Regions from separate parts of the Homo sapiens genome. Here region 2 is linked to region 1. The links are chromatin contacts, found by Hi-C or POLR2A ChIA-PET in ENCODE. All regions are on one chromosome and are shown on one strand. The core of a region is the stretch at or near the end of the contact, and the rest is flanking DNA. Distances in the headings are between cores, read along the strand shown. Region 1 has its middle 78 kb from the start of ZFAND5. Region 2 overlaps TMC1 (transmembrane channel like 1).

Evidence for each region. A loop is a pair of places that touch in the nucleus more often than their neighbours do. ChIA-PET counts read pairs that join two places held with the same protein, here RNA polymerase II (POLR2A). Pooled maps may share reads with other maps.
Region 2: a loop to region 1 is called in a map of PC-9, with 3 times the contacts of the local background. The contact joins two enhancer-like sites. A Hi-C loop is called at or near these places in 2 of 168 maps with a recorded cell type or tissue (PC-9 and mammary epithelial cell) and 10 of 50 pooled maps. POLR2A ChIA-PET finds 5 or more read pairs at or near these places in 6 of 52 experiments (A549, AG04450, GM12878 and 3 more).

Annotation. Positions count from the first base shown.
Region 1 is chr9:72,440,270-72,445,829 of GRCh38, forward strand. No RefSeq gene overlaps it. Among named protein-coding and RNA genes, the nearest start is that of ZFAND5, 78 kb to the left of the region's middle. RefSeq lists an enhancer at 3,924-4,183. Within about 2 kb of position 3,787, at least 9 of the 41 ENCODE cell types and tissues checked have a DNase peak (open chromatin) inside an H3K27ac peak, as active enhancers do; they include PC-9 and mammary epithelial cell, where a contact is called at or near this core.
Region 2 is chr9:72,537,469-72,542,408 of GRCh38, forward strand. All of the region lies in intron 1 of TMC1 (transmembrane channel like 1), which reads left to right. Among named protein-coding and RNA genes, the nearest start is that of TMC1, 18 kb to the left of the region's middle. Within about 2 kb of position 3,208, at least 6 of the 41 ENCODE cell types and tissues checked have a DNase peak (open chromatin) inside an H3K27ac peak, as active enhancers do; they include PC-9 and mammary epithelial cell, where a contact is called at or near this core.

The DNA of each region.
Region 1 (5,560 bases), core at 2,537-5,036:
ACGCCCGTCCTGGTTCCACTTTTCTATCCCTTAGTGTTATTGCTTTCTTTCCACCAAAATAAAACCTTTTTTTTTTTTTGCAATCTATTTGCTCCAAATATTATTTTCCTGGGACAAATTTCAGTTTAACAGCTACCCAAGTGTTTAGATAAAGGTATGAAACACTGAAGTGAAATCCCTGGACTGGCTAAAGTTCCGGAGACTTCCATGTGTCTTCCTCTATCCTTCATATAATTTCTTGAAACAGTGGGGATGTAGCTGTGAGAAGCACTTTAGTTCCTCTTTCAGGGCCTTGAAGAGGTCAGACCCTTCTGAGAGGAAGAAAGCATCTGGGTGACAAATATTGGAACTGGGTTTCGGGAAGCAACAAAGCTGGACCAGAAGTCCAGGCAGACCCAAAGAGCAGGGGAGGGCTGGCTGCTGGAACAAGGTGCCTTGTTTAGCTCTGCAGAGACCTGGGACCAAAGATAGAGTTCTCAAACTGGGGAAATGGCTTATAACAGCCAATATCTGCTGGGATTCAGGTGCCGTTGCCTAAAAAGTCAAGATTTAGGATGTTAATCCAGAAAATTGACAGATGTTGGCCAGGTACTGTGAATATCTCAGCAGTTTTGGGGCTGTGATCAGAGAAAGATTGTTCTGGCCACACTCAGTGCCCCTAGATATTCTACAGATACCCTAGCTCATAGTTCGCCTTCAAAACTCACCTCGACATCCCCATTCCAGAAAGCTGTCCCTGACCACTCAATCAGGAGTGCAGTGCCTATCCTAATGCGTCCATGGAAACTTGTCTGTGAGAGCTTCCATCAAACCGACTTGTGGTGGCCTTTTTATCTGACTTTCTTCCTAGATCATTCCAGCACAAGGGCACAGACTGTGCACTTACACTGTGTCCACTGTGCTGATCACATGCCTGGCCCAGCGTGGATACTTAGCAAATGTTTGCTGAATGAGTGAATACAAGAATGATGTCCTTTAGGATGGCAGACAAAGGAAAACTTGAGCCACTGCAACACTAGACCTCAGAAGAAAGTTCTGCTACCAAAACGGAAAAATGTGTTTTTGAACTCAAATTGTGTTTGATGGCCTTCTTACTATTAATGGAGATCAACAGGTTGTAGAGAGCTGCATTATCAGTAGATGGGAAGCAAAGGAGGAGCGAGAAGCTGACTCATTCCCTTGAGCTTGCAAAGTATACAATACACCCCAGACAATGGGGAGAAACATCCATCCGCCCATGGAAATCAGTGAAACAAAAGGGGCCTGGGTGGACACCCTTGCTTCCCTCCCGTGCCTACTCTGGCTCTCAATCTATTTGTTTTCACCAAGGCTCTATATTTTGGGACTTTTGTGTTGGGCTCCTCCCCATCTCTCTGGGATAATAAAACCAGAAAAGAAATACTGGGACAGGTTCTGGCATGTGCAATTCTGTGTGAGCCATGGGAGTGGATGGGGCATTTGGAAATTTATGGAAGTTGAATGCAAAGTATGAAGAGTTGGACTGGAAAAGGAGTAGGTTGGGACAGGTGACTTCTGCTTTTCTTTTAAGCCTTTCTATATTTGAATTTCTAAAATTACCTGCATAAATTACTTCCATAAAATAACAAAAATACTTATTTTTCAAGACAACTAAGAGTCAGATGGAGATAGCAGTCTTGGGGCATGCAGGGCAGTGGGAGGGAGTGAGTGAAGAGAGGCTGTTTTCATGTCTGGTTTGGCTCCTTTATGAGGCTACTGCTGCTCTGGCAAGATGAACTGGGCCCTGTGTGAAAGGAACACTTGCTCAGGATTCCTGGATTTAGTTCTTCACAGGCCAACCTCTCTCCACACTTCAGTCATTGCCCCAGTTTCTTAACTCTATTAGCTGCCAGTCCTGTGGCCCATTTACCTTCTTCATGATTTGTGCACTTAGTTTCTGATCTCAACTTCCTTTCTAGTGACATTTCATTTCTTGTCCTAGATCCTAAAGTATTCATGGTCAGTTTCTAAAGTAATAGTCTTCCTGACTTGACTTGTCCCCAGGTTACCTCTTCCAGATGCTTCCCTGAGAGGATGCTCTCTCCTGTTTTGTCTCAGTTCTTGCAGAAGTACCTATACAGCCAAAAGGACCTAGAAAAGGCCTGAAAAGGGTTGATAACAAGCAGTAAAACCAGGGCGGAACGCTTGCAGACATACCAACATTCCTTTCAAGACCTGACTCATCCTCTTCCTGGTTGGGTCATCTTGTATAAGTTACAGAGACTTTCTGAGGCTTGATTTCTTTATCTGCAAATGGAAGATACTAATAGTATTTATCCCTTAATAAAAGTTCACTATCTCTTTGGCTAGAGTCACAGAAAGAGAAAAAAGTTCAAAATCACCACTGTAGCAGAAGTGTAAAGTTATTTACGCTGTTTTCAAATACGCAACAACAACAAAGTATGGCTCCTTTTTTATATACTAGGTCTGTTGTCAGCAAAGATCATCCTCACTCAACCACCCCCAACCCAAAGGGTGACAAGTGCAGTTTTAGTCTCACCAGAATTTTATTCAATTTTATAAAGAAAATCATGACTTTAGGTAAATTCTTTATCTCTTTTAGATAAAGTGCTCAGTCTCTCAGGTTTCTGCTCACTCTGTTTCTCTTCAAGATGACATCTGAATGTGAGGCTTAAGCGACTTCAGCAGGACAGAGGACATTGGGAGTTCTTGGCATCCTTTTGACATTGTTGGTCTCTGCTGTGTCATGGCTGGTCCGCGCTGCTCCCTGGACTCATGACCACTGGGAGGGACTGGTGCAATTTTGGGGTGTTCTGCTGGCATATGAACTGAAGCCTGTAACTGGTGTAATGCATGGACCATTCTTATCCTTGCTGACATGACCTTACCTTGTTAGTGCTGCAGAGGTCCAGTGTGACTTTCCTAGCTCTTTTTTTTTGAGGCAGAGTCTCACTTCGTCGCACAGGCTGGAGTGCAGTGGTGCCATTTACTTTGACCTCCACTTTCTGGGTTCAAGCAATTCTCGTGTGTCAGCCTCCTAAGTAGCTGGGATTACAGGCATGTGCCACCATGCCTGGCTAATTTTTTTTTTTTTAATTTTTAATAGAGATGGGGTTTCACTATGTTGGCCAGGCTGGCCTCGAACTCCTGACCTCAAGTGGTCCACCCCAGTTGGCCTCTCAAAGTGCTGAGATTACAGGCATGAGTCACTGTGCTAACCTCTCCTAGCTCTTCAAACAGGAAGTCTGCCCTGCAGTGTAGACCGCAGTATGATTAGCAGTTGGTTCTGAGTCACTTGAGCCCTGATTTGTGGTATTTGCAGACTTTTGTGGTGCAAACATTTCTGCCTTGGCATTTCAAGGTACCAGTGTGGTGTCACCAAATGTGAAGTTGGAAAAAGATCTGCCTTACAGATACAATAGATACATATAAGCTCAAGAACATAGATAATATGTAAAATGTAGTCTAATAACTATGGAGTGACAATTTTGAATATTTCTTGTCTTTATTTTTAATAGAATTAATTTAAATGTAAGTTGAAATATCTTTGTTTTTAAGTATTGCTGTGTTTAACAACTGGCTTGCAAAGTTTCTTATAATTTAATAGGCAGGTCTCTGACCCGGTGAACCATCTCTGGCTCACCACTAACAGGTCATCTCATCTTTTTTGTCAAGACATCTTCTATCAAGCTCCTAATCAGGCCCTCAATCAAGTTCCATGTTCTCTTTGGCGGCGTATTGGAAGCGTGAAGTTTAGGCCCACACTTTGCTATCCACAAGCTGACAGAGAGGCAACAAGAGACACAGTATGCTCTCAGCTACTAAAAAGGAAGTGGGACAGAAGCTCCTCTGCCCATGCCATTAATCTTGACTCATATAACTCACTTCCCCCTGGTGGAGTCTGTCAAATAGTCAGAATGTCAAATTCCCCTAGACTCTTGAAGAAAACTCACTCAATGGCCAATTCACAAAAGCCCATTTCACCAAATGAGAAATTCATGAAATTTAGTTTCTTTTTGTTTTAGTTGACCAGTTTTCCTAATAGCATTTTAAAGAAGAATGTCAAATTTGGTCTCCTGCAGCAGTCAACTGTGTGGCCTTTTCTTTCTCCAGAGTTTCAGCCACTTTCTTCTCCACTTTGCAGGTTCCACAGCCTAACCTGTTTCTTAGAACTACTTAGTAGTCATAGGAGAGAATGCAATTGCTCTAGGTCCTCCATTGGATGCTCTTCATTCTTCATTTGGTTTTGTTTTGTTAAAGAAGACAAATCAAAATAGAGAATGGCTGTCAAAAATAACAAGCCCAGGGGAGTTCTGGAGATTAACATCAGCACCAAACATTGCTCACAGCACTGGTCTCTGTTTATAGAGCAATCTCTAGTCTGTTTACTCATCTAGGTGTTTTAAAATGTTGGGCTCAAGTATCTGGGCTTGCAGGTATTGAGAAACTACTGAAGGCACAAATAGAGGAATGACAAGTTTGGATCTGCTTTAGACACTGAACTATGGTAGTAATACGTGAAAAGGACCAAAAAAGGGAATTTGTAAGCAGAGAATCCAGTTAAGAATTCATTAGAACCCAGGTGAGAGATAACAGTCTGCACTCCAGTAATGGAAGTGATGGAATGATAAGAGCTTTTTCCTGGCTACCCTAACTTAGAGGACTCCCTGTTTACTCTCTAGCACTGTGCCCTATTTGTGGAAATTTATAAATTTATATTTAGATGCCTACTTATCATCTGCTCTCTCACTAGACTGTAAGCTCCCTGAAGCCAGGGTTTGGATGTTTCATTTCCCAAAGTATTCTCATCACCCAGCACAGTGTCTGGCACATAGCACACGCTCCACAGACACCTGGGAAATAAAGTGGAATTAAGAAGAAAGAAAAGATATTCATCAGTGGGAGCAAGTTAGTTATGTTTTATAGTAAGGGAAAGATGCTCATGGAGAAGGAGGAGTGAAAAGGCAGAGGAGAGACAATAAAAGACGGCACAGACTCCAGGATAAGCAGGAGTAAACAGGATAAGGACAAAAGCAGCAGAATTAGCTTTGCCTAGAAGGGCTCCTCTTCTTCTGTCATGGGAGGAACGGAAGAATGGATGTGTATGGAGGTTGATTGGATTTTAGGTTATAAAATTGATGGTTTATGTTTCCTGGAGGTGTGGTAGGCACAGTTATCAACTGAGAGAAAGAGAGAAAAGGAAGAGAAAGAGAAAGAGGAAGAGGAAAGAAAGGGAGGAGGAGGAGGAAAAGAGGAAGAGGAATTAAAAGTTAAGAGGGTGGTGAGAATTTAACAAAAATTACTTTAAGGAAGGGAATAAGTTGGTGACCAAAATACCTAAAAAGATTTCTCCAAAAGGGACCAGCTGAGGAATAATGTGACCAAATTAGCCTATCTCCAAATCTCATAGGTGAGTGACAGGGAAGTGGAACAAGAAGATGGGAGGGTTGACTGTGATGGAGATTTGCAGGAGGCCATCTCTCCTCCAGTTAATGTGTCTCACTGCAACAAAGGGGAAGATTTCAGGACTCCTGGGATGGGTTTAGATGAATCATTCATCTCTCCAGCTGTTAAGAGTTTT
Region 2 (4,940 bases), core at 1,958-4,457, 97 kb after region 1:
AGGTCACTCATTTGCTGCCATATCTAGTTTACAATCATATTTACAATTAAAAGCAGTGTAAACCAAAAAGTATCTGAGACAGGTCTCAATCAATGTAAGGGTTTATTTTGCGATGGTTAAGGACCATGGCCCATGACACAGCCTCAGGAAGTCCTGAGAACATGTGCCCAAGGTAGTTTTGTGTAGCTTGGTTTTATACATTTTAGGGAGACAGAAGTTACAGACAAAAACATAAATCAATACATGCAAGGTATACATTGGTTTGGCCCAGAAAGGCAAGACATCTACAAGTGGGGGCTTCCAGGTCATAGGTATATTCAAAAATTTCCTGATTGGCAATGGTTGAATGAGTTAAGCTCTGCCTGAACAGTTGAAGTCAGCTTGAGTTAAGATAAAGAGGTTGGCTGGGCACTGTGGCTCATGCCTGTAATCCTAGCACTTTTAGGAGGCTGAGGTGGTCAGATTGCCACCTGGGCAATCTGTTTGAGATCAGCCTGGGCAACATGATGAGACCCTGTCTTTCCAAAAAATAAAAAAATTAGATGGGCATGGTGGAGCACACCTGTAGTCCTTGCTACTCGAGAGACTGGGGCAGGAGGATTACTTGAGCCCAGGAGGCAGAGGTTGCAGTGAGCTGAGATTGCACCATTGCATTCCAGCCTGGGTGACAGAGCCAGACCCTGTCTGAAAAAAAAAAAAAAAAAAGTGAAAGTCAAGGTTCTTGTCATGTGGATGAAGCCTCCAGGTAGCAGGCTTCAGAGTGAATAGATGATGAATGTCTCTTATTAGAACTTAAAAGGTGTCAGACTCTCTGGAAAAAACTTGGTAAGGGAGAGATTCTCTACAGAACACTAACTTCCTCCACAAGAGACAACATTGCAGGGCCTTTTCAAAATGTCAAATAAATATATTTTGGGATAAAATACTTGTATTGTATTGTATTGTATTGTATTGTATTGTATTGTATTGTATTGTATCGTATTTTTGAGACAGAGCCTTGCTCTGTCATCCAGGCTGGAGTGCAGTGGCACGATCTCGGCTCACTGTAACCTCCGTCTCCCCAGCTCAAGCGATTCTCCTGCATCAGCCTCCTATGTAGCTGGGATTACAGGTGTCCACCACCATGCCTGGCTAATTTTTTTGTATTTTTAGTAGAGATGGGGTTTCACCATGTTGGCCAGGCTGGTCTTGAACTCTTGACCTCAAGTGATCTGCCTGCCTTGGCCTCCCAAAGTGCTGGGATTACTGGGATTACAGGCATGAGCCACCACACCTGGACAATAAAATACTTTTATTTCCTTTAGGTCTTGCTATGTCATGTGATGCTATATCAGAGTCGGGTTCAAATTTGGTATCTTATTGCTACAAAGAGTCTGTCTTGTCAGTCATATGATCTCTGTTTTAATGTTAATGCTGGTCATTTGTGTCTAAACTCCAAAGGGGGAGGGTGTAATAAGGCATGTTGGGTACCCTCTCATCTTGCTATGGCATGAGCTAGTTTTTCAGGTTTCTTTGGGATCTCCTTGACCAAGGGGTCCATTCAGTTGATTGGGGGAGTTTGAATTTTAATTTTGATTTCCAGCAGCCACGCCACTTCTTGAATGCTGTGTTGCTTAGAAATTTCTTCTGCTGCTGGGCATGGTGACTCATGCCTGTGAGAGGCAGGCACTTTGGAAGGCTGAGGTGGGCAGATCAATTGGGCTCAGGAGTTTGAGACCAGCCTGGGCAACATGGCAAAACCCCATCTCTACAAAAAATACAAAAAAAAAACAACAACAAAAAAACAAATCAGCCAGGTGTGGTGGCATGTGCTTGTAGTCCCAGTTACTCGGGAGGCTGAGGTGGGAGAATGACCTCAGCCTAGGAGATGGAGGTTTCAATGATCCTAGATCGTGCCACTGCATTCCAGCCTGAGTGACAGAGCAAGATCCTGTCTCAAAAACAAAACAAAACAAAACAAAATTTCCGCCAGATATCCTAGGTCATCACTCTTAACTGCAGCCTTCCACAAATCCATAGGGCATGGACACAACACAGCCAAGTTTTTTTTTCTAAAGCATAACATGGAACCCTTTGCTCTAGTTCCCAGTAAGTTTCTCATTTCCTTCTGAGACCTGCTCAGCCTTGCCTTTACTATCTATATTTCTATCAGCATTTTGGTCAAAACCACTTAACTAATCTCTAAGAAGTTCCAAACTTTCCCTCATCTGCCTGTCTTCTTCTGAGCCCTCCAGGTTCTTCCAACCTCTGTCCAATGCCCTGTTCCAAAGTTGCTTCCACATTTTCAGTTGTCTTTACAGCAACATTTCACTACTTGGTACCAGTATTCTGACTTTGTCCATTTTGCATTGCTTTAAACGAATACCGGAGGATGGGTCATTTACAAAGAAAGGGGTTTATTTGGCTCACAGTTCTGCAAGCCTGTACAAGAAGCATGGTGCCAGGATTTGCTTTTGGTGAAGGCAAGGAAGCTTCCATTCATGGCAGAAAGTGAAGGGGAGCCTCCATGTGCAGAGATCACATGGCGAGAGAGGAAGAGCGTGAGAGGAGGGGAAGGTACCATGGTCTTTTTAACAGAGGTACAGGCTTTTGAGGGAACTAACAGATTGAGAACTCGCTCACTCCCACCCCTGCCAGGGAGGTCATTAATCTATTCATGAGGGATCCACCCACATAACACACACATCTCACTAGGCCCCACCTCCAACATTGGGATCAAATTTCAACATGAAGTTTGGGAGGGCGAACATCCAAAGTACAGCACCTTGTTTCTTGTTGTTTTCTAATATTTGTTCTTTATCCCAGGAAATGGGGGGTAGGAAGGTGAGTTCTTGGTGTACTCTAAGCAGTCATGCTCAGCCTGTACTATCAAATTTTATTCCATTTATTCTTCTGTTGAGGCTTGCATGACTTCCCTAAGGTACAATGGCAGAGATAGCCACATGGGTAGTAAAATCAGGGGCAGACAGACCAGCTTTCTGCCAGGAATTTACCTCAGGGAAATTCCTCATCTTTGACTTTCCTCGTTCTGACTTTTTTTTCTTTTAATTCCACCTCCTCTCCAAACCTGGCACTATTCCTTTCCGATCTTTATCCTTGTCCTTACTGTTTTGAAGTTGGCTCTTATGCCTGTTTGTCTTTGCAATCTGTCTCTGCGTCGCGTGTTGGTAGTCATTTATTTTTGTCCCTAGTCATGATTCCCAGAACCTTGCTGTGGTCATTTTGATGCCCCACCCTTTGACTATTACAAACCAGGAGAGCTCATGCAAGTGGCCACATGCTGTAGTGGTTAAGAGCACAGGCCCCGTAGCTGAACTTGAAACTCAGCATGACAACATGCTGGCTGTGTGACTAAGGCAAATTAAATGACCACTCTGTGTCCTTATTTTCTTATACATAAAATGGAGCTACAATAGTACCTCCTCATAGGGATGTTGTGAAGCTTCAGTGAGTTAATACAGATATAATGATTAGTTATCTGCCTCCATTAAATCCAATCATCAATACTACCCAGCTTTATTAAAACTTCTGACTTTTGTTTTGGATGTGGCCAGGTCCTGAACTGAATTGTTTTTTCCAGGTCAAATTTAAATCTACCCTCCTTTCCTTTTTCTCAATGCCAAATTGTTCTTCAGTTTCCATCTCTAGCCCCATAATCTTTGATTTCTCTTGCCCACATGGATGGTTACCTTTTCTGAAATGTCATAGCTCTTACAGTGCTAGCCACCTATTTTGATGCCAAATCTTTACACCAACCAGTGTTATCACTTAATCAATTCTTACATCTATGTCTTAACTTCTCCAACCAAACTTAAGACTTGTTGGTGCCAAGAATCAAATCTCATACTTTTGAGTTATTCAAACCATACAGAACAGTAGATACTGAATAAGTATTTGTCTGAATGAATTGTTTGAATAACTTAAAGAGCCTAGAAGCGGCTGGGTGCGATGGCTCATGCCTATAATCCGAGCACTTTGGGAGGCTGAGGCGGGCCGATCACCTGAGGTCAGGAGTTCGAGACCAGCCTGACAAATATGATGAAACCCCGTCTGTACTAAAAATACAAAAATTAGCCGGGCATGGTGGCATGCACCTGTAATCCCAGCTACTCAGGAGGCTGAGACAGGAGAATCTCTTGAACCCAGGAGGTGGAGGTTGCAGTGAGCCAAGATCACACCATTGCACTCCAGCCTGGGCAATAAAAGCAAAACTCCATCTCAAAAAAAAAAAAAGAGCCTAGAAGCTTTCCAGGGTGGTCTTGGGGGTATTGGCTTTAGAAGAGGAAGCTTGATAGATGAAAATTTCCAGATCAACGGCATTTTATGTACTTCTCAGAAACAAGGTATGACTAGACTGAAAGATCTGAAGTCAGGAAGAAACTTCTTGGTATCAGTCTGTGCCCTTAGGAAGAAGTGAGGTCATAAGCTCTATTAGCACACATAGCTGAAAAACTGAAAGAGGATGTAAGAGAAAGGATTGTTAAAAAACAAAAACAAAAAAACACAAAAAACCAAAAATAAAAAATCTGGGTGAGGTATTTGCAATACTAGAGCCAAAGAATTTGACCTAAGAGGCCGGGCGTGGTGGTTCACATCTGTAATCCCAGTACTTTGGGAGGCCGAGGTGGGTGGATCACTTGAGGCCAGAAGTTTGAAACTAACCTGGCCAACTTGTTGAAACCCCATGTCTACTAAATACACACAAAAAAGGGCCCGGCGCGGTGGCTCGTGCCTGTAATTCCAGTACTTTGGGAGGCTGAGGTGGGAGGATCACCTGAGGTCAGGAGATGGAGACCATCCTGGCTAACATGGTGAAACCCCGTCTCTGCTAAAAATACACAAATTAGCCGGGTGTGGTGGCATGTGCCTGAAGTCCCAGCTACTTGGAGGGTGAGGCAGGAGAATCACTTCAACCTAGGAGGTGGAGGTTGCAGTGAGCT